2 separate regions of the Homo sapiens genome follow, and region 1 is linked to region 2. A link is an interaction called in ENCODE POLR2A ChIA-PET data of the cell type or tissue named here. Cell type or tissue: endothelial cell of umbilical vein. All regions are shown on one strand. Each heading gives the region's core, and the rest is flanking DNA. Links, peaks and the distances in the headings are about the cores only.

What was found. ChIA-PET counts read pairs that join two places held together with the same protein. Peaks named below come from ENCODE experiments on the same cell type or tissue, not always from the same donor. Only the 100,000 strongest peaks of a DNase experiment are listed, where the experiment ranks them.
Region 1: POLR2A ChIA-PET joins it to region 2 with 9 read pairs; 2 of 35 experiments call an interaction of 5 or more read pairs at or near these places.

The regions. Positions count from the first base shown.
Region 1 is chr7:40,215,025-40,226,032 of GRCh38, reverse strand. All of the region lies in intron 6 of SUGCT (succinyl-CoA:glutarate-CoA transferase), which reads right to left. Among named protein-coding and RNA genes, the nearest start is that of SUGCT, 86 kb to the right of the region's middle. In endothelial cell of umbilical vein, for the core only: no CTCF peak of the experiment used is centred there; no DNase peak of the experiment used is centred there; H3K27ac peaks cover 2,253 bases.
Region 2 is chr7:39,953,439-39,964,019 of GRCh38, reverse strand. All of the region lies in intron 1 of CDK13 (cyclin dependent kinase 13), which reads right to left. Among named protein-coding and RNA genes, the nearest start is that of CDK13, 8.5 kb to the right of the region's middle. In endothelial cell of umbilical vein, for the core only: no CTCF peak of the experiment used is centred there; no DNase peak of the experiment used is centred there.

The DNA of each region.
Region 1 (11,008 bases), core at 3,412-7,411, 260 kb before region 2:
TAATTTAGGGTTATAATAATAATAGTCAACATGTACAGAGTACTTCTGTGTTCTAGGGACTGTGTTGGTGCTTCATATGTGTCATCTCATTTAAGTCTCACAAGAACTATACAAAGTAAATGTTATTGTCCTAGTTTAATTATTATTGAGAAAATTGAGGTTCTGAAAGACTAAGTGCCTTACCCAAAGATACACAGCTACTTTCTATGATTCTATAATTACTAAACTGTAAACACTCATTACTATGAGTAATATTTTACAAAATACTTCCATGAGTATCAACAATTCATCGATCTTAGCCAGGCACAGTGGCTCACACCTGTAATCCCAGCAATTTGGGAGGCTGAGGCAGGCGGATTAATTGAGGTCAGGAGTTCAAGACCAGCCTGGCCAACATGGTGAAACCCCGTGTCTACTAAAAATACAAAAACTAGCTGAGCGTGGTGGCATGCACCTGTAATCCCAGCTACTTGGAGGGTGAGGCAGGAGAATCGCTTATACCCGGCAGGCAGAGGTTGCAGTGAGCCAAGATCATGCCACTGTACTACAGCCTGGGCGACAGAGTAAGACTCCCCACCTCAAAAAAAAAAAAAAAAATCATATATTATTCAAAGACCAAAAATCTGATTAATATGGTTTACTACATCAATAACCTTTGAAGTTGGACCCCTCAATCTCTACCACAGAAAGGCAGCAAAACTGGCTGATTAATTACACAGCATCTAAAACTTCTGAAATGTAATACTAAGAAGCATATGTCCCTAGTCACCAAAGGTAAATAAATTGGTAAGTTAAGCAGTATCCTGTGATGCAGCAAAAGCATACTGAACAAAAAAAGAAAAATGTTTACACTGGTATCTGTCTTTATTACAGAATTCCCACTTTGTTTTACTATATCCAACTTGGGAACGCTAATATATAAAGGTATGTTTTGTCTGGCAATTGTTTCATATGCATACGTTTCATTTTCCTCAACTAGACAGCACCTTCTACCCCAACAGGCAGGCAGCCTCTGTGATACCGAAAGGTCTTGTTCCCTCATGGTACCCCACTGCAGACACAGCTGGGGCTTCTCCCATGGGAATGCAGTGTGGATGCCCCTATAGACAGCTTTCCTGGAACAATTCAGAATGATTGCGGCCCCACAGGAGGAGCACTCCCCAAATTCAGGCCAACACAAAAGGCAGAGTCACAATTCCTCCCTACTTGGAACATCAACATCCATACAGATGAAAAGAGGTCCGGTCTGATCTGAATAGCTGGAACACTGGGACACAGGAAACAGTAGTATAGCGGGAATTTAATAAACACTTTTCACCTGACTGGTGCATATTTTTGCCATTTACAGTATTCCATGCATGCCTATGATGTTTTTCAAATAAACTATCAAAATAAATGTTTTCAGAAGATTGACAGGAGCTAGGAATCAAGATACTATCTTGCCTACAACATACACTGTTTTTTAAGGAAAAAAAGTCTTCAAAACTATTATTCAAATGGAGTCTACAATTTCAAAGGCTCTGATGACCATGTCAATGCATCTTGCTAAAAGTGACCTTAACTAAACTCACAATCACATACACACACTTATACACATGCATGCACACACACACACACACACACACACACACACGCACAGATTATCCTAAATCCTAGAAGACTTATTCAAATAAGGAGGGAAAAAAAACTATTATAAACCACACAGACTAAATGAAAATAAATCGCAAAATTTGTCTTCATATTAAGAATTTAAATATATTTTCATGGAATCTAAAGAAACTATGTCAGCAATTAGATCTATGTCCCAAAGATCAAACATTTTTTACAAAATGAATGCAGCTCACATTCTGGCAGATGGATCATAGAATCATTAAAGAATGAAGAGAATTACCATTGTTAAATATTTTTCATTGTCAGGAGCAAAATCAAATTTCAAATGACAGGAATATAAAACATAATCTTTGAGTAGAAAAGAAAATAAAAACTCAGCCAGACTCTCACATAAAACCAATTCCCTATAGCTGGATTCCCACACTCCAAATAGCAGCACTACGTCAGCCTGTGAAAGGACATTTTAGGCAAAGAACACAGAAATGTTCAGTACAGATCTCTTTACAAACCAAGACTAAACAACATCTCAAATCAAATCCAGATAAATGGATAACCCAAATGAGTAACAAATTAACAAGAATCACCTTTTAGCCTTGTTTCATCGCCAAGAGGAAAACACAATTAAGTACAGTCTACATCTTTATTTAATAGAGATAAATGAAAGAACAGAATAAAAGTAACTCAAGTAAATAAGATAGTAAATAAAATCCAGTAACCTTTGAACTGCCCAAAGTGAGAGCAATTAAAGTCTTTTCAAAAGTGCAGACTTCAGGGCAAGCAATGCTTCCTAAATAGGCAAACATACACAGTGGCTCCAAATCCCAGAGCAGAAAAGAATATGAAATCAGGAGAAAGAGCATGTAATGGCATGTAAAACATGTGGTGGCCCTGGTGAAAATGATCATTTATAGAATAACTATCTAATGGGTGGTTTAAAAAGTTTGCAGTTATAAGCACATCTAGTTCTCAGATCTTGGTTTTAAATACCCTTCGTCACTCAATGGAATCAGGGCTTCTTGGATAAACAGTTGATTCCACAACTGGGGCAAGAAATAAAAACAGGCTGGGTGCAGTGGCTTACACCTGTAATCCCAGCACTTTGGGAGGCCAAGGCGGGTGGATCACTTGAGGTCAGGAATTCGAGACCCATCTGACCAATATGGTGAAACCCCATCTCTATTAAAAATACAAAAATTAGCCAGGCATGGTGGTGGGCACCTGTAGCCCCAGCTACTTGGGAGGCTAAGCCAGGAGAATCGCTTGAACACAGGAGGCGGAGGTTGCGGTGAGCCGAGATCATGCCACTGCACTCCAGCCTGTGCAACGGAGAAAGACTACCTCAAAAAGAAAGAAAGAAATGGAAGGATGGGTGGATGGATGGAAGGAAGGAAGGAAGGAAGGAAGGAAGGAAGGAAGGAAGGAAGGAAGGAAGGAAAGAAATGAAAAATAAAATAAAATAAGATGTGTGCTTGTGCCAAAAATTAAGAAAGTGCTGGCCAGGCATGGTAGCTTATGCCTGTAATCACAGCACTTAGGGAGGCTTAGGCAGGTGGATCACAAGGTCAAGAGATCGAGACCATCCTGGTCAACACAGTGAAACCCCATCTCTACTAAAAATACAAAAATTAGCTGGGCATGGAGGAGCCTCCACCTCCTGAGTTCAAGCAATTCTCCTGCCTCAGCCTCTCGAGTAGCAGGGACTACAGGCACACACACCACACCCAGCTAATTTTTGTATTTTTAGTAAAGATAGAGTTTCGCCATGTTAGCCAGGCTGGTCTTGAACTCCTGACCTCAGGTTATCTGCCCATCTCAGCCTCTCAAAGTGCTGGGATTACACCGCGCCCAGTCTATTCCACTAATTTTGATTTGAGAAATATCTGAGTAGCTACCATGTGCAGACAGTACTTCCAAAAAAATCAGAAGCACTTAAGAAAAACCATCAGTGTTCAATAGTGACAGAAGCAAATCCATGTAGCACCTCATTTTGCAAAACCTAGCTTCTAATGCCTCCATGGCTGGATATAAGGTTGAGGGACTGGAGAACACAGAGAAGAGGTATGGGCAGTAGTGAAGGTCTTATTTAATTGTATTACTCTGGTGACCCAGCATTGCTGCTCCCTGTGATTGACGGGGATTTAAAGCCTACTTATTGTAACACGGGGCATTGTAATAGGTTCTTCCAAGATCTCTTCCACTCCATCACTGGGGATATCTCACCACCAGACTTTTTTACACTGATGAATCTATCTGTTTTCCACCTGGTCACTTCTAAGTCCCTCCTCAGCCCCAGTCACCATCAGCACACCACCAGCTTCCTTCTGCCTGCTTGCGCAGGCTCTAAAACCAGCACACAATGTTCTTCTCTCTCTTACCCCAATCCACAGGAAATATTTGCAGAACTGCAGTGGCATCCCAAACCACAGCCCTCCAGACATTCTCTTAGTCTCTAAATATCTCAGGCGTGAATCATATATTAATCCACTCATCCACCAAGTTCAGGAAACAAAAATCTTACAGAGGTCCCAGTGAAGCCCCTTTCTTTTGCCATCAGATTATAAATTTTATAGAACTGTTCCTTCTGAAACTATGAACATTCAATTAACATTTATTAATTAAAAATGATTATGGGGTCAAATGCAGTGGTTCAGGCCTATAATCCCAGCACTTTGGGAGGCTGAGGAGGGCAGATTACCTGAGGTCAGGAGTTCAAGACCAGCCTGGCCAACATAGTGAAACCCCATCTCTACTAAAAATACAAAAATTAGCCAGGCGTGGTGGCACACGCCTGTAATCCCAGCTACTCGGGAGGTTGAGGCACAAGTATCACTTGAACCCGGGAGGCGGAGCTTGCAGTGAGCCAAGTTCATGCCACTGTACTCCAGCCTGGGCGACAGAGTGAAACTCTGCCAAAAAAAAAAAAAAAAGACCAATAACAGCTTTCTAAATTAAAAAATAGATAATGTAAACAAATGATTTATTTTATAATTAGATTTTTTTTTTTTTTTGAGACAGGGTCTCGCTCTGTCACCCAAGCTGGAGTGCAGTGGCATGACCTTGGCTCACTGAAGCCTCCTCCTCCCAGGTTCAAGCGAGTCTTGTGCCTCACCCTCCCAAGTAGCTGCGATTACAGGAATGCACCACCATGCCCGGCTAATTTTTGTATTTTTAGTAGAGACTGGGTTTCACTATGTTGGCCAGGCTGGTCTTGAACTCCTAACCTCAGGTGATCTGCCTGCCTCGGCCTCCCAAAGTGCTGGGATTACAGGCTATAATTAGATTTCTGATAATAATAATTTAAAAGTGTATTTTCCAAATGAATATAAATGAAAACTGCCTTTTGTTTTTCGGGTTGTTTTTGCTAAGTGCATGACAAATTAGACGGGATCTAACCATATTCATATATTTTGTATCTCCACTGATGATAAAGACACTGACTCTAAAAAGCTAAAACAAAAATTGTCCTGTGAATGCATCTTCAATACAGAAAATGTGGCTTCATACCAATTAACTTAACTTCCTCATTGTTTGAGCTAAGCTAATAGTAAGATAAATTTACATTCTCTTTCAACAATCCAAACAAGGAAGATTATGTCAAAACATTTTGTGTTGGGTGAGTCAGCCCAGGTTCAGAATTTTTCTGTGGCTACTCCAAAAATAAATAATTTAGAATTTGCAATCCTAAAATAAGAAACTTAAGGTGAGGCTGGCATTATTTTCTTGAAAAGGGATATATCTATGTATTTGTGGAATTGTGCCAAGAAGAGAAAATTTCCCACTTTTACATGAGAAACTACTGCATAAAGAGTACTTTTCCTTGTAGCCCTAAGTTAAATGGGGTGGATGAATCATTAAAAGCTCTCAGATTTTGTCACCTCCACATGCAACTTAGATTAAGTGGTGCTTCCTCCATTGTTACTCAGGGACTATCACTTGGCTTGAAGGCCTAATGGCTTAAAAATACTTGGTAACAGACTTATCAAAAAGTCATGAACCAATAACAACTTTCCTCCTGATATAGTCAAGTTGCAAAGCCAGGTTTATGTTTTTAATTCATAATAACTTTGTATCAGATGCATATAAATATCTGGAACACTCTGGGAATATCATTACAGCCAGATGGAATATCAGGGAATGCAGCAAAAGTAGTTCCTACTTCTGGGTCAGCATGGCAGCAGACAGCCATACCAGTACGCCTCTCAACATCTCATCAAAACACTTATAGAGAGAGATGATAAACATCAAAACTGGCCAAAGTGGGGAAAAACACTTTAAAGGGAAGATAACATCACATACCATGTTTAGTAGAGAATTTCCACAAAAAGCATCATTGGTGCAAAGGATTAAGAAGCACATTCTTAAATGATAAATCATGTGTCTCCTATTCTCAAATCAAAACAGTACAAACTGCCTTCAAACGAGTTGGGAAAAAAGCTTTATTTCTTCACATACTCCTATACTAAAAAACACCAGCCAGCAATTAGGGTAAACTTCCTTATTTTTACCAGCTTCTAATTAATTGACACTTGTTATAAGGGAGTGAACATAAGATTTAGAATTCTAAGGAAAAAAGTTGGATCAAAAGATTTTTTATTAACAAGTTGCCTTTTAATTTCTTAATTTTAATTTAAGGTATTATTTACACAGGTTTTTTTCTGCCCTTTGGTGATAAGAAGTTTTTTAGTTTTTTTTAATTCGTATTTTATTTTGTCTGTTTAATGTACATTTTAAACATCCAAACAGAAGAGTCACCACCCCTACCCCCGTGATTGGCATACCTGGTGGAGAGAGGCCTATCCTTCAACAATCTCCATTCACATGGCCTGGTCACAACGTCCCAAAGAGACAGTGTCACCTAACTTTTACAATTGAGATGACTGATCATGACATCCAATTACAACACTTTCTCCCCCCTTCATTTGGAAAAGTGGGAGCCAGGCTTCTATTGTTTAATAAAAATGTTATTACTACAAAGTAGTACATGTGTGTATTTCTTCTCCAAAGAGCAAATAATAATTTTGAAGAGCACCTCTTGCTTTCACTCCCTTTATTCTACTTACTAATTTGTATTTAAATGTGTCCGGAATTGGTGGGTTCTTGGTCTCACTGACTTCAAGAATTAAGCTGCGGACCCTCGCGGTGAGTGTTACAGTTCTTAAAGATGGTGTGTCTGGAGTTTGTTCCTTCTGATATTCGGACATGTCTGGAGTTTCTTCCTTCTGGTGGGATCCTGGTCTCGCTGACTTCAGGAGGGAAGCTGCAGACCTTGGCCATGAGTGTTATAGCTCATAAAGGTGGCGCGTCCAGAGTTGTTCGTTCCTCCAGGTGGGTTCATGGTCTCGCTGGCTTCAGGAGTGAAGCTGCAGACCTTCGTGGTGAGTGTTACAGCTCATAAAGGTAGTGCGGACCCAAAGAGTGAGTAGTAGCAAGACTTATTGCAAGGAGCGAAAGAATGTAGCTGGCACAACTTGGAAGGGGACCCCAACGGATTTCCGCCACTGGCTCGGGTGGCCAGCTTTTATTCCCTTATTTGGCCCCACCCACATGCTGCTGATTGGTCCATTTTACAGAGTGCTGATTGGTCCATTTTAGACAGTGCTGACTGGTCCATTTTTACAGAGTGCTGATTGGTGCGTTTACAAACCTTTGGCTAGACACAGAATGCTGATTGGTGCGTTTTTACAGAGTGCTGATTGGTGCATTTACAAACCTTTAGCTAGACACAGAGCGCTGATTGGTGTGTTTACAATCCTCTAGCTAGACAGAAAAGTTATTCAGGTCCCCACCCAATTAGCTAGACACAGAGCACTGATTGGTGCGTTTTTACTGAGTGCTGATTGGTGTGTTTACAAACCTTTAGCTAGACACAGAGCGCTGATTGGTGCATTTACAATCCTTTAGCTAAACCGAAAAGTTCTCCAAGTCCTCACCCGACCCAGAAGCCCAGCTGGCTTCACCGCTCAACAACGTCCCAAAGAGACAATGTCACCTAACTTTTATAATTGAGATGACTGATCATGACATCCAGTTACAACACTTTTCCCCCCACTTCATTTGGAGAAGTGGGAGCCAGGCTTCTATTGTTTAATGAAAATGTTACTACTACAAAGTAGTACATGCGTGTATTTCTCCAATGAGCAAATAATAATTTTGAAGAGCACCTCTTGCTTTCACTCCCTTTATTCTACTTACTTTTTTTGTTTTGTTTTGAGACAAAGTCTAGCTCTGTCACCCAGGCTGGAGCACTGTGGCACAGTGTCAGCTCACGGCAGCCTCTGCCTCCCAGGTTCAAATGATTCTCCTGCCTCAGCCTCCCAAAAACTGGGATTACAGGTGCACACCACCATGCCCAGATAATTTTTGTATTTTTAGTAGAGACAGGGTTTCACCATGTTAGCCAGGATGATCTCAAACTCCTGACCTCAAGGATTCCACCTGCTTTGGCCTCCCAAAGCGCTAGGATTACAGGTGTGAGCCACCACACCTGGCCCCCTTTATTTTAAATTGTGTAAATTATCCTCTTGGAATGGAACTCCCCAACCATGGATGACCAATTCAAGTGACACTAGTGACAGTTTTTCAAGCCCATCTTTTTTCAGGATAACCCCGTGGCAAGTAGCCAAATGTTTCTGCCCACAAATGCAAGATGTTCCAAGGGTAACCTGGTATAGTCATTAATTCTAGACTGCATGTCAAACAACAGATAGCTTTCTGAAACCCAAATTTGGGTTTTCCATCAGTCCCATCCACTTTTCTGTTTCTACAGCCATTCAGAGATTCCGAGTTACCAGTACACAACAGAGGAGAAAGTAGAGGAGGATGGGGAGAAAGGCACAACATGCTGGGATGCTTTGATACCTGAGGAACAGCACTGTAAGCAGGTGTGGAGACAACGATAATTCAGGAAGTTGGCCAGGCGCGGTGGCTCATTCCTGTAATCCCAGCACTTTGGGAGACCAGAGCCGGCAGATTGCTTGAGGTTTGGAGATCAAGACCATCCTGGGCAACATGGGAAAACCCCTTCTCTACAAAAAAATACAAAAATTAGCCTGGTGTAGTGGCACGAGCCTGTAGTCCGAGCCACTTGGGAAGCTGAGGTGGGAGGATCACTTGAGTCCCGGAGGCAGAGGTCGCAGCCAGTCTTAGATGGCGCCATGACACTCCAGCCTGGGTGACAGAGTGAGACCCTGTCTTAAAAAAAAGAAGAAGAAGAATAATTCTGGAATCAATTCAAGACAGGTTGGTGGGCAACGGAGAAGGGTAAACATCAAATGGTATCTGTGGCCCTAGCTTAATCACAGTATCAGGCAGTTAAGACAACAGACTAGAAACCTCAGTGCAGCAAACTCTTGCTAAATTCAGATACAGACTCCATAAACAATTTGCCATTCAATATAAGACTGAGGGGGGGGAAATGCCAGCATCCAAATGAACAGAGTAAAAAGAACACCACAAAGAAAATACTTACACTTGCCCTGAACATCCTGACTGCCTGTAATGATTTTTATTCTTTCTTATATGGAGAGGGTATTAATAAATTACAACACTTTTCTTTTTTTTTTTTTCGAGATGGAATTTCTCACTGTCACCTAGGCTGGAGTGCAATGGCGCACTCTCAGCTCACTGCAACCTCCCCCTCCCAGGTTCAAGCGATTCTCCTGTCTCAGCCCCCAAAGTGAGTAGCTGGGATTACAGGCATGCACCATCACACCTGGCTAATTTTTGTATTTTTATAAGAGGTGGGGTTTGACCATGTTGGCCAGGCTGATCTGGAACTCCTGACCTCAGGTGATCCACCCACCTTGGCTTCCGAAAGTGCTGAGATTACATGTGTGAGCTACTGCGTCCGGCCAACACTCTTCTTAAGCAAGCTTAAGCAGCCTTGTCCTATCATGCTTTCTTTTTTTTTTTTTTTTTTTTTTTGAGACGGAGTCTTGCTCTTCGCCCAGGCCGGAATGTAGTGGCACGATCTTGGCTCACTACAACCTCCTCCTCCCGGGCTCAAGGGATTCTCCCACCTCAGCCTCCCAAGTAGCTAGGATTACAGGCACCTGCCATTATGCCAGCTAATTTTTGTATTTTTGTAGAGACGGGGTTTCACCATGTTGGCCAGGCTGGTCTTGAACTCCTGACCTCAGGTGATCCGCCTGCCTCAGCCTCCCAAAGTGCTGGGATTACAGGCGTGAGCTACCACGCCCAGCCCCATCTTGCTTTCTTGTAAGCTATTTGTGAATCTGCCCCAAGACAAAATGAAGAAAATTCTTTTTAAAGCACCTTTTATTTCCCAAAACAAGTTAAAAAAAAAAAAAAAAGCCTTTCTCTGTGGATGAGAGCTGTAAGTAAATTGCATTTCATATCAATAATTTCTGTTCTATATAAGGTAATAATAGCTCAAATATTTACTAAAAGGTCTGGGCTGCAGGATATATTCATCTACCTCTACTTACCAATAGAGAAACAATTTCGAAATCCCAAACCATTCATGCCATAGAAGTTCCAAACCTTAATCTCTTAATATTAATTAGCTTAATGGCTTAATCTCTTAATTTTTTTTTTTTTTGAGACGGAGTCTTGCTGTGTCGCCCAGGCTGGAGTGCAGTGGCGCGATCTCGGCTCACTGCAAGCTCCGCCTCCCGGGTTCACACCATTCTCCTGCCTCAGCCTCCCAAGTAGCTGGGACTACAGGCGCCCGCCACCTCGCCCAGCTAATTTTTTGTATTTTTAGTAGCGACGGGGTTTCACCGTGTTAGCCAGGATGGTTTCGATCTCCTGACCTCGTGATCCACCCGCCTCAGCCTCCCAAAGTGCTGGGATTACAGGCATGAGCCACCATGCCCGGCCTAATCTCTTAATATTAAGCTCTTAACATTAATTGTATTTGATAAGAAGTAAATGATACATGAAACTCACTAGCCATTGTTTGCTAGTATCCTCAAAGTTCTGCATTACTGTGATTAAAATGTTCAAGAGGAGAGTGGGTGGTTCACACCTATTAATCCCAGTACTTTGGGAGGCCAAGGCGGGTGGGCCACTTGAGCCTAGGAGTTCAAGACCAGCCTAGGCAACAAGGCAAAATCCTGTCTCTACAAAAAAATAAAATAAAATACAAAAATTATCTGAGCATGGTGGCACGCGCCTGTAGTCCCAGCTACTTGGGAGGCCGAGGTAGGAAGATCGTTTGAGCCCAGGAGCTCAAGGCTGCAGTGAGTCATAATCGCTCCACTGCACTCCATCCTGAGCAACAGAATGAGACTTTGTCTCAAACAAACAAAAAAAAAGTGTTCAAAGTATAACGTGGCCCAGAAAAAGGGAGACATCTTTAATTTTGATAGACCCTAACGTATCTGCCATGCTATAAACTCTGGGAGTCTTTCTCAGTTATTTCTCTCATTCTCCA
Region 2 (10,581 bases), core at 4,886-8,885:
AAACCAAATCCAGCAGTACATCAAAAAGCTTATCCACCATGATCAAGTGGGCTTCATCCCTGGGATGCAAGGCTGGTTCAACATATGCAAATCAATAAACGTAATCCAGCATATAAACGGCACCAATGACAAAAACCATATGATTATCACAATAGATGCAGAAAAGGCCTTTGACAAAATTCAACAATGCTTCATGCTAAAAACTCTCAATAAATTAGGTATTGATGGACGTATCTCAAAATAATAAGAGCTATGACAAACCCACAGCCAATATCATACCGAATGGGCAAAAACTGGAAGCATTCCCTTTGAAAACTGGCACAAGACAGGGATGCCCTCTCTCACCACTACTATTCAACATAGTGTTGGAAGTTCTGGCCAGGGCAATCAGGCAGGAGAAGGAAATAAAGGGTATTCAATTAGGAAAAGAGAAAGTCAAATTGTCCCTGTTTGCAGATGACATGATTGTATATCTAGAAAACCCCAACATCTCAGCCCAAAATCTCCTTAAGCTGATAGGCAACTTCAGCAAAGTCTCAGGATACAAAATCAATGTACAAAAATTACAAGCATTCTTATACACCAATAACAGACAAACAGAGAGCCAAATCATGAGTGAACTCCCATTCACAATTGCTTTAAAGAGAGTAAAATACCCAGGAATCCAACTTACAAGGGATGTGAAGGACCTCTTCAAGGAGAACTACAAACTACTGCTCAATGAAATAAAAGAGGACACAAACAAATGGAAGAACATTCCAAGCTCATGGGTAGGAAGAATCAATATCATGAAAATGGCCATACTGCCCAAGGTAATTTATAGATTCAATGCCATCCCCATCAAGCTACCAATGACTTTCTTCACAGAATTGGAAAAAACTACTTTAAAGTTCATATGGAACCAAAAAAGAGCCCACACTGCCAAGTCAATCCTAAGCCAAAAGGACAAAGCTGGAGGCATCACGCTACCTGACTTCAAACTATACTACAAGGCTACAGTAACGAAAACAGCATGGTACTGGTACTAAAACAGAGATATAGACCAATGGAACAGAACAGAGACCTCAGAAGTAATGCCGCATATCTACAACCATCTGATCTTTGACAAACCTGACAAAAACAAGAAATGGGGAAAGGATTCCCTATTTAATAAATGGTGCTGGGAAAACTAGCTAGCATTATGTAGAAAGCTGAAACTGGATTCCTTCCTTACACCTTATACAAAAATTAATTCAAGATGGATTACAGACTTAAATGTTAGACCTAAAAGCCTAGAAGAAAACCTAGGCAATACCATTCAGGACATAGGCATGGGCAAGGACTTCATGTCTAAAACACCAAAAGCAATGGCAACAGAAGTCAAAATTGACGAACGGGATCTAATTAAACTAAACAGCTTCCACACAGCAAAAGAAACTACCATCAGAGTGAACAGGCAACCTACAAAATGGGAGAAAATTTCTGCAATCTACTCAAGTGACAAAGGGCTAATATTCAGAATCTACAATGAACTTAAACAAATTTACAAGAAAAAAACAACCCCATCAAAAAGTGGGCGAAGGATATGAACAGACACTTCTCGAAAGAAGACATTTATGCAGCCAAAAGACACATGAAAAGATGCTCATCATCACTGGTCATCAGAGAAATGCAAATCAAAACCTCAATGAGATACCATCTCACACCAGTTAGAATGGTGATCATTAAAAAGTCAGGAAACAACAGGTGCTGGAGAGGATGTGGAGAAATAGGAACACTTTTACACTGTTGGTGGACTGTAAACTAGTTCAACCATTGTGGAAGTCACTGTGGCAAATCCTCAGGGATCTAGAACTACAAATACCATTTGACCCAGCAATCCCATTACTGGGTATGTACCCAAAGGATTATAAATCATGCTGCTATAAAGACACATGCACATGTATGTTTATTGCGGCACTATTCACGATAGCAAAGACTTGGAACCAACCCAAATGTCCAACAATGATAGACTGGATTAAGAAAATGTGGCACATATACACCATGGAATACTATGCAGCCATAAAAAATGATGAGTTCATGTCCTTTGTAGGGATATGGATGAAGCTGGAGACCATCATTCTCAGCAAACTATTGCAAGGACAAAAAACCAAACACCGCATGTTCTCACTCATAGGTGGGAATTGAACAATGAGAACACATGGACACTGGAAGGGGAACATCACACTCTGGGGACTGTTGTGGGGTAGGGGGAGGGAGGAGGGATAGCATTAGGAGATATACCTAATGTTAAATGATGAGTTAATGGGTGCAGCACACCAACATGGCACATGTATACATATGTAACTAACCTGCACGTTGTGCACATGTACCCTAAAACTTAAAGTATAATTAAAAAAAAAAAAAGAAGTAAATTATGTCATTTGTGACAGGAAGATAAATACTGCATGATCTCACTTATATGTGGAATCTAGAAAATTCAAACTCATAGAAGTAGGGAGTAGAATGGTGGTTACCAGGGTCTAGGGGAGAGGAGTGTATAGGGAAAGGGAGATGTTGATCAAAAGACACAAAGTTTCAGATAGACAGAAGTAATAAATTTTAGCGATCTATTGGGCAGAATGGTGACTACAATAATGCACTGCATATTCTGATACTGACAAAACAGTAGTTTTTTTGTTTGAGACAGAGTCTTGCTTTGTGCCCAGGCTGGAGTGTCGTGGCGAGATCTCGGCTCACTGCAACCTCTGCCTCCCAAGTTCGAGCTATTCTGCTGCCTCAGTCTCCCGAGTAGTTGGGGTCTACAGGCACACGCCACCATGCTTGGCTATGTTTTGTATTTTTAGTAGAGACGGGGTTTCGCCATGTTGGCCAGGCTGGTCTTGAACTCCCGACCTCAAGTAATCCATCCACCTTGGCCTCCCAAAGTGCTGGGATTACAGGCGTGAGCCACTGTGCCCAGCCAAAGAGTAGAGTTAAAATGTTTTCTTCAATGGCTGTTTCGAGCTGTGTTAAAAAAAAAATTATTTTAAAAATGTTTTCACCACCAAAATAGGTATGTGATGTGACTGATTTCTTAATTATCTTGATTGAAGCCCTCCACAGGTAAACACCAAAACATCACACACATAAACATATACAATTATTTGTCAATAAAAAATAAATTGGCCGGGTGCGGTGGCTCACGCCTGTAATCCCAGCACTTTGACAGGCCAAGGTGGGCAGATCACCTGAGGTCAGGAGTTCGAGACCAGCCTGGCCAACATGGCAAAACCTCATCTCTACTAAAAGTACAAAAATTAGCCAGGCATGGTGGCAGGCGCCTGTAATTCCAGCTACTCAGGAGGCTAAAGCTGAAGAACAGCTTGAACCCAGGAGGCGTAGGTTGTTACAGTGAGCCGAGATCACGCCACTGCACTACAGCCTGGGCGACAACAGTGAGACTCCATCTTAAATAAATAAATTAATTTTAAAAGCATCTGATGGCCAGATGCGGTGGCTCATGCCTGTAATCCCAGCACTTTGAGAGGCCAAGGCGGGCGGATCACGAGGTCAGGAGATTAAGACCATCCTGGGTAAAATGATGAAACCCCGTCTCTACTGAAAACACAAAAAAAATTAGCCAAGCGTGGTGACGGGCGCCTGTAGTCCCAGCTACTCGCGAGGCTGAGGCAGGAGAATAGTGTGAACCTGGGAAGCGGAGCTTGCAGTGAGCCGAGATCATGACACTGCGTGCCACTGCACTCCAGCCTGGGTGACAGAGCGAGACTCCATCTCAAAAAAAAAAGTATTTGATTCTGTAAGTATCTTATAGAAAAAAAAAAATGATCAAATGAAAGTGGTATTTTAAATCTGAATGCAGAGAACAGGAGGGGCTCAAAGAGAAATCTAAAAGCAAGCAGAACTAACAAAGCATTCCAAGATAAATGTATGGACCAAAAGACCACTGGAAAAAAAAAAAAAAGAAAAAACTTTACAGAACAAGAAGTTCATTACAACTATGAAGAGATAAAAGTACTACTAAAGTTTGACACTAGGTACCTGGGAGAAACTACTACCACTTAAAACACACGTGTGCACACACACACAGAGACAAATCAAAAACCTAGTCCTAAAATAAAACGTTACATAAAGAAGGTTAAAAGATAAAAGACAAGCTCACGAAAAATACTTGCTAATGCCGCAAAAAAAAAAAAAAACAAGTTAGTAGCTATAACACACAAGTAGGTCTTGCAAGTTAATTTAAAAAAAAAAAAATCAAGAAATTAGAACATCTGGCCAGGTGCAGTGGTTCACACCTGTAATCCCCGCACTTTGAAAGGCCAAGGCAGGCAGACTGCTTGAGCTCAAGAGTTCGAGACCAGCCTTGGCAACACGGTGAAACGCTGTCTCTACCAAAAATAAAAAATTTAACTGGGCATGCTGGCATGCATCTGCGATCCCAGCTACTCGGGAGGCTGAGGTGAGAGATCACTTGAGCTGGGAGGTGGAGGTTGCAGTGAGCAGATGGTGCCACTGCACTCCAGCCTGGGTGACAGAGTGAGACCCGGTCTCAATTAAAAAAAAAAAAGAAAGAAAAAGGCCAGGCACGGTGGCTCACGCCTGTAATCCCAGCACTCTGGGAGGCTGAAGCGGGTGGATCACCTGAGGCCAGGAGTTCGAGACCAGTCTGACCAACATGGAAAAACCTCGTCTCTACTAAAAATACAAAATTAGCTGGGCATGGTGGCGCATGCCTGTAATCCCAGCTACTCGGAAGGCTGAAGAAGGAGAATCGCTTGAACCCGGGAGGCAGAGGTTGCGGTGAGCCGAGATCGCACCATTCCAGCCTGGGCAACAAGAGCAAAAAAAAAAAAAGAAAGAAATTAAAATATCCAGTAAACAGATGAAAATATATTAAACCTTATTAAATATCAAAGAAATGCAAATGAATGAAACGATAATGGTGCCAGGCACCAATAGGGGCTCACAACTATAATCCCAGCACTTTGGAAGGCCAAGGTGGGCAGATCATTTGAGGTCAGGAGTTCAAGATCAGCCTGGCCAACATGGCAAAACCCCATCTCTACTAAAAATACAAAACAACAAAAAAAACCAATAATGGAATATGTGACAACTCCAAGTGTTGGTGAGACTCAGGAAATGGGTAATTCCACACTGTTGGGAAATGTAAATTTGTAAAAGCCTTCTGAAAGGCATTTTGAAAGTGTATCAATGTTACAAATGTATATACCACCTTTGCCTCAAAAATTTTATCCCCAGGAAATTCAATCTAAAGATAATGGAACAAATACACAAAAAAAAATTTGCTTTAGATATACACACATAGCAAAAATTAAAAAAAAAACAAAACTAAGAATTTATCAAAGTGGATTCAGCCAAACAATTTATGCTATATCCATACAACAGAATACTAGGAGCTACTAATAAAAATGGTATGCTGTACTGTGGAGTACAGGCTACAAGACAGCATTGTTACATGTTCCCGCTTATGGAAAAATCATACATCCCTGTGCATATATGCATAAAAAAGTCTAGAAAAATATTTATCAAAATGTCATGAGTGATCATCTCATCAGGTAGCTGGACCTAAGGGGCCTTTTAATCTCTTATACTTTTCTATACTAACGGAAAATTTCTACCATTAGCCTCTATTATGCTTGCAAACAGGTGAAAAATAATAAAGAGCAGTAACAGAAAAAAAATGACTCTAAGAAAGGTGAAATAATTTAATGTTAGGTAAATTGAGTTTGGAATGCCAATAAAATATCCCAGTGAAAGTGCCCCTATGCAACTGAAAATGCAAACAGAAAAGCAGGGAGGCGTGTAGATCATTTACCATTTTCGGTTCCTCTCACTAACCTCATTTCCATTTTACTTACATTCCAGTTTTACCTATATTTATCCTCTAATGTACATCAATTTTACTTTCCAAATACATAAAAAACACTAGGTTCTTCCACAATTTAAATGTGCAGGAATTCAAGGAACAAAATCACTGCAAACAAGTAATGCTTCTGATTTTAGCTTGGTACTTTTGCTTCCAACACCCACTTCAAAGCTTATAAATTTATAGAAAACAAAGCCAACCAAAACCAAAATAACAACAACAAAATGATATTCACACAAAAAAAGTCCAAAATAAAGGAAAAAATTAAAATTATCTTATATGTGAATATTAAGCAACATTCACTTCCAACTGGTTTTTCAAAAATAGCTACAATTTTTCAGAGTTGGGAAATAAGTTTGACATAATGTCTGCTCAGAAAATTTTCTCTTTAAAGATTAATTCAAACGCACCAAGAATTTATCTTGATCAGCACAACAGAGGGCAAATATAAACACTAGGTCTGAATTTATTCCATTCACACTAAAGTGACTCCCAGCATCCTCTACTCATTCTAATAAAGTAGAAGCTAGAAGGAGGTTCTTAAATTCCCTCCTTATAAATCGAAACAATTACCTGCCCTATCCTAGAGTATGAGAGTGTATGTAAACCAAAATACCAAGCAAGTTTACAGATATAACTCGCATCTGTGCAGACTGGTTTGCACTAATCTGTAGAGAAAAAATGTATTTAAATTAAACCACCAATAAATAAGCTCTGTAATTTGTCCTCTAGGAGCTTACAATCTAGTAGGGAAAACACAAAGGCAGCCAGCCAACTAAGCAGATATTAAACAGAATTTTTTAAAACTCTACAACAAAGATAAAGTGCTGTGGGGGCACAGGAAAAAAAACTAACTTTTATCTAGATGAATGGAAAAAGGTCTCAAGATAGTGGGATTTAAGGCTGGACACACTGGCTCATGCCTGTAATCCCAACACTTTGGGAGGCAAGGACAGGAGGATTGTTCAACCCCAGGAGACCAGCCTGAGCAACACAGTAAAACACCATCTCTACCAAAACACACACACACACACACACACACACACACACACACACACACGACAGTGGGATTTTTGAGCTGAGTTTTAAATGCAAAGCTGGAGATGAAGAGCAAAAGAGAGTTTGGAGTGTCTCTTATCATTTAAGCTAACAGAACAGCAAGTATAAAAATAGAAATAAAAATGTCTTTGAAAACAGAACTGTGATAGAATGGAGCCAGATCATAAAAGGCATTAACTGATGGAACATTAGGAAGTTTAGACTTGGCCATGCACAGCTGCTCTTGCCTGTAATCCCAACACTTTGGGAGGCCCAGGCGGGAGGATTGTCTGAGGCCAGGAGTTCAAGACAAGTCAGAGCAACATGGTAAAACCCATCACTACAAAAAACACAAAAATTAGCCAGGCATGGTGGCATGCACCTGTAATCCCAGCTACTCGGGAGGCTGAAGCAGGAGGATCCTCTGGGCCCAGGAGTTCGAAGCTGCTGTGAGCCATGATCACATCATCACTGCACTCCAGGGTGGGCAAGTGACCTAGACACTATCCCTAAAAAAAAAAGTTTAGGTTTATTCTAATAATAATTCTAATATAATGGGAGTGACATGAGCTAAACAAAGATATTAAGAAAACTCTCCTGATACAGAATGAACTGAGAAGAATGGATGAAACGAGAAGAATGTTCACAGTAACATGAAGTCTAGCTAATTAACCTGAAATGGTGATAGAAATGGAAAGAAATAAATATTAGCGTTAGCGGAAAAGAAATGTGATAAGGACTGAGTAGATGTAAATGTCAGGTGAAGTTTGGTCAGAGAAGGAGCAAAACACAAGGCCATCACTTTGAGAATGAAAATAATGATTACAGCTTTGGAAATTTAAGACAGTTAACCTAAACTTCCATTCCCTTCTGAGAGTTTCTCCATTTGTTCTAGTATCCTATTTTTTGACACTTTTTAAAAGCATTTTAAGAATTCCATTCACCTAGGGATTTTCATGACTTATTTCTATTAAGTATATATTAAATCAGTGGCATATTTTTTGAGTTTTTTTTTCATTACGGAATATCTTCATTTCATATACTTTTGAACTATAGTTTTCAGGACAAAACACTAAATAATCCATTACAGAGGTACCACATATAACAATAATTTTTCTTATTTATATTTAGAGTCCACCCATCTTTTTCAGATTCTTAGGTTCTTATTATTCCATAATGAATGCTTCTGTGCTTCTTGGTGGAATGGAACTTCCATAGGTTTAGAGAAAGAACAAAACACACATAATAATTTCTTGCACGGATTTTAATCTGACATCAGTAACTTCAGATCAAAATAATTCTGGAAAACCACCACCAATAACTAAGAGTAATTAATGTCTTCAAGAAATGTTTTTAGCCAATCTTTGTAAAGACAAAGTAGGAAAAACATCCACAAGATTTAAACCCAATTGTTCATAAAAACTACAAATAAACACAAATAAGCTGAAAGAATCTTTAGAAGATTCATCTTTTAAAATCTTCAAAATGCTGATAAAATGGCCAAGGAACAGAAACCAACACATAAATACCCAAGCAGAAGCTGATTTTTCACCAAAACAGGTCATTATGTGAGGTGGCCAGCGCCCCTGAATGCCAACTAAATTTCAATAAAGCATATGCTTTAAGTGGTAAGTGGCCCATGTTCTTTAATGAATAGACTGCTGTTAGAATTCTTCATATTGTAACCAAAATCCACCTTCATATTGTAACCAAAATCCATGCTCTTTAATATTAAGAGCATGTACTTTCAAATCAGCCTAGGGTTTGAATCCAAGCTGACCTTGGAACAAATCGCTTAAAACCTTTTAGAGCTCCCGTTTCCCAATCCATCAATGGGAATGTTTCCAACTATCACATGGATTTTGGTGGTCAATATATGTTAAATATTTATCAATGCCTGGCACACAGTAAAACACTACAAACGGTACCCTCCCCTCTTTTCAGCACACCCTCACATTTATTATAGGGCCAGTCAGCAAGATTACGTGACCTTCCACACCCCAACAGTCAAGTAGTAAAGAAAATACGGCAAACAGATTATACAGGGGAAAAAGTAAAGCTAAGAGGGAACTGATGAAAAGAAATGCATGAGCCGAGGACTGAAGATTCAAATGAAGACAAAGAACAAGTTGTGAAGTGGAAATCACTAAAATGAAAAGGATTTATTTATCTGACATCAAAAAAAGCTTCAGGCTGGATGTGGTGGCTCACACCTGTAATCCCTGGACTTTGGGAGGCTGATGCAGCAGGTGGATCATTTGAGCCCAGGAGTTTGACACCAGCCTGGGCAACATGGTGAAACCCTATCTCTATTTTCAGCTTATTTAAAATTGTTTTTCATCTTCATACCACGATTTCAATACTATTTTGAATGTGTATGCATTTCCTTGAAAATATCTACGCTGACAATTCATTAATATGTAAGTTCTGCATAGGCTGGGGAAATATTACACTGTTTCTTACAGCATTACACATGGTCTGTATTAAATATTTTGAATGAAGTTTGTAATACAAAGCCCACATTAATATTTTGTATGTTCAGTAAACTCCAGCATCCCTTCATTTACACCTATTCAACATTTATTAAGAGTGTACTTGTGCCAGATACAGTGCTGAGCACTAGAAATACAATGATGGATAAGACAGCCCAGTTGCCTTCATGGAACTCACAGCAGTCCATTCATTAAAGAACATGGGCCACTTACCACAAGTAATAAATTCTGAAAATAAATAAAACTTTTCCATTAATCTGTACAAGTGAGTTCAATTAACCGTTCCTAAAAAGTAACAATACACTTATTATATTTTAAAATCTTTAGATTTTTCCAATCAACTATTTTAGCTATTAATTCTAGGCCCTATGTTTTAAGCTGGACATTTGACAAACTAGATATAATGTGAAAAATCTGAAAACCGTATGAGTTTTTTAGTCTAGAAGACTCAGAAATCATGACAACTGTCTTTATATTTTAAAGGGTTAGCATACACGTGTGCTCTGTACCATTCCAAAGGGTTAAACTTGGAGCAATGGTTCGAAGGTGGATTTTGGTCACAATATGAAGAATTCTAACAATTTGGGATATTGAATAATTCAACGACCTTAAATATTTCTGTAAGGCTGCATGCTTTAAAAAGATAAATTTTCACTTAATCCTTGAAATAATCCAGAAAAACAAGTGTTTCCCTGTTACAGTTTAGGAAACTGAGTCTTCAAGGATCTTGCTAAAACACTCAAGTCCCAAATCTAGTGAACAGGTTGCCTCTAACTAACGTGCTTCCCACCTCTAGATGTATTTCAGGCACATACCAAATGGCCATCTGTCAGCAATGTTAGCCAAGACACCCTAAAGTTCCTTCCAAATTCAACTCTTTAGAAATACTGGTGGTCAATGTAAACACCATGAAAAGATTATGTGTTGAACGGTCCTCCAGAATGCAAGCTCTATGAGGGCAAGTAACTTTTTCTTTCCTGCTACATCCCAATACCTAAAACAGTATATGGCATACAATACAGGGTCAAAAAATACTTGCTAAATATGAATAGTCCTAGTCATACATACCACGATTATATATTTCATATATGTATATAAAAAATACATACCACTATTATACAATAAAGGATCTCGCTGAAGTATCCAGCAACTAAAAAACCTGATAAGTACAAAATCCATTCT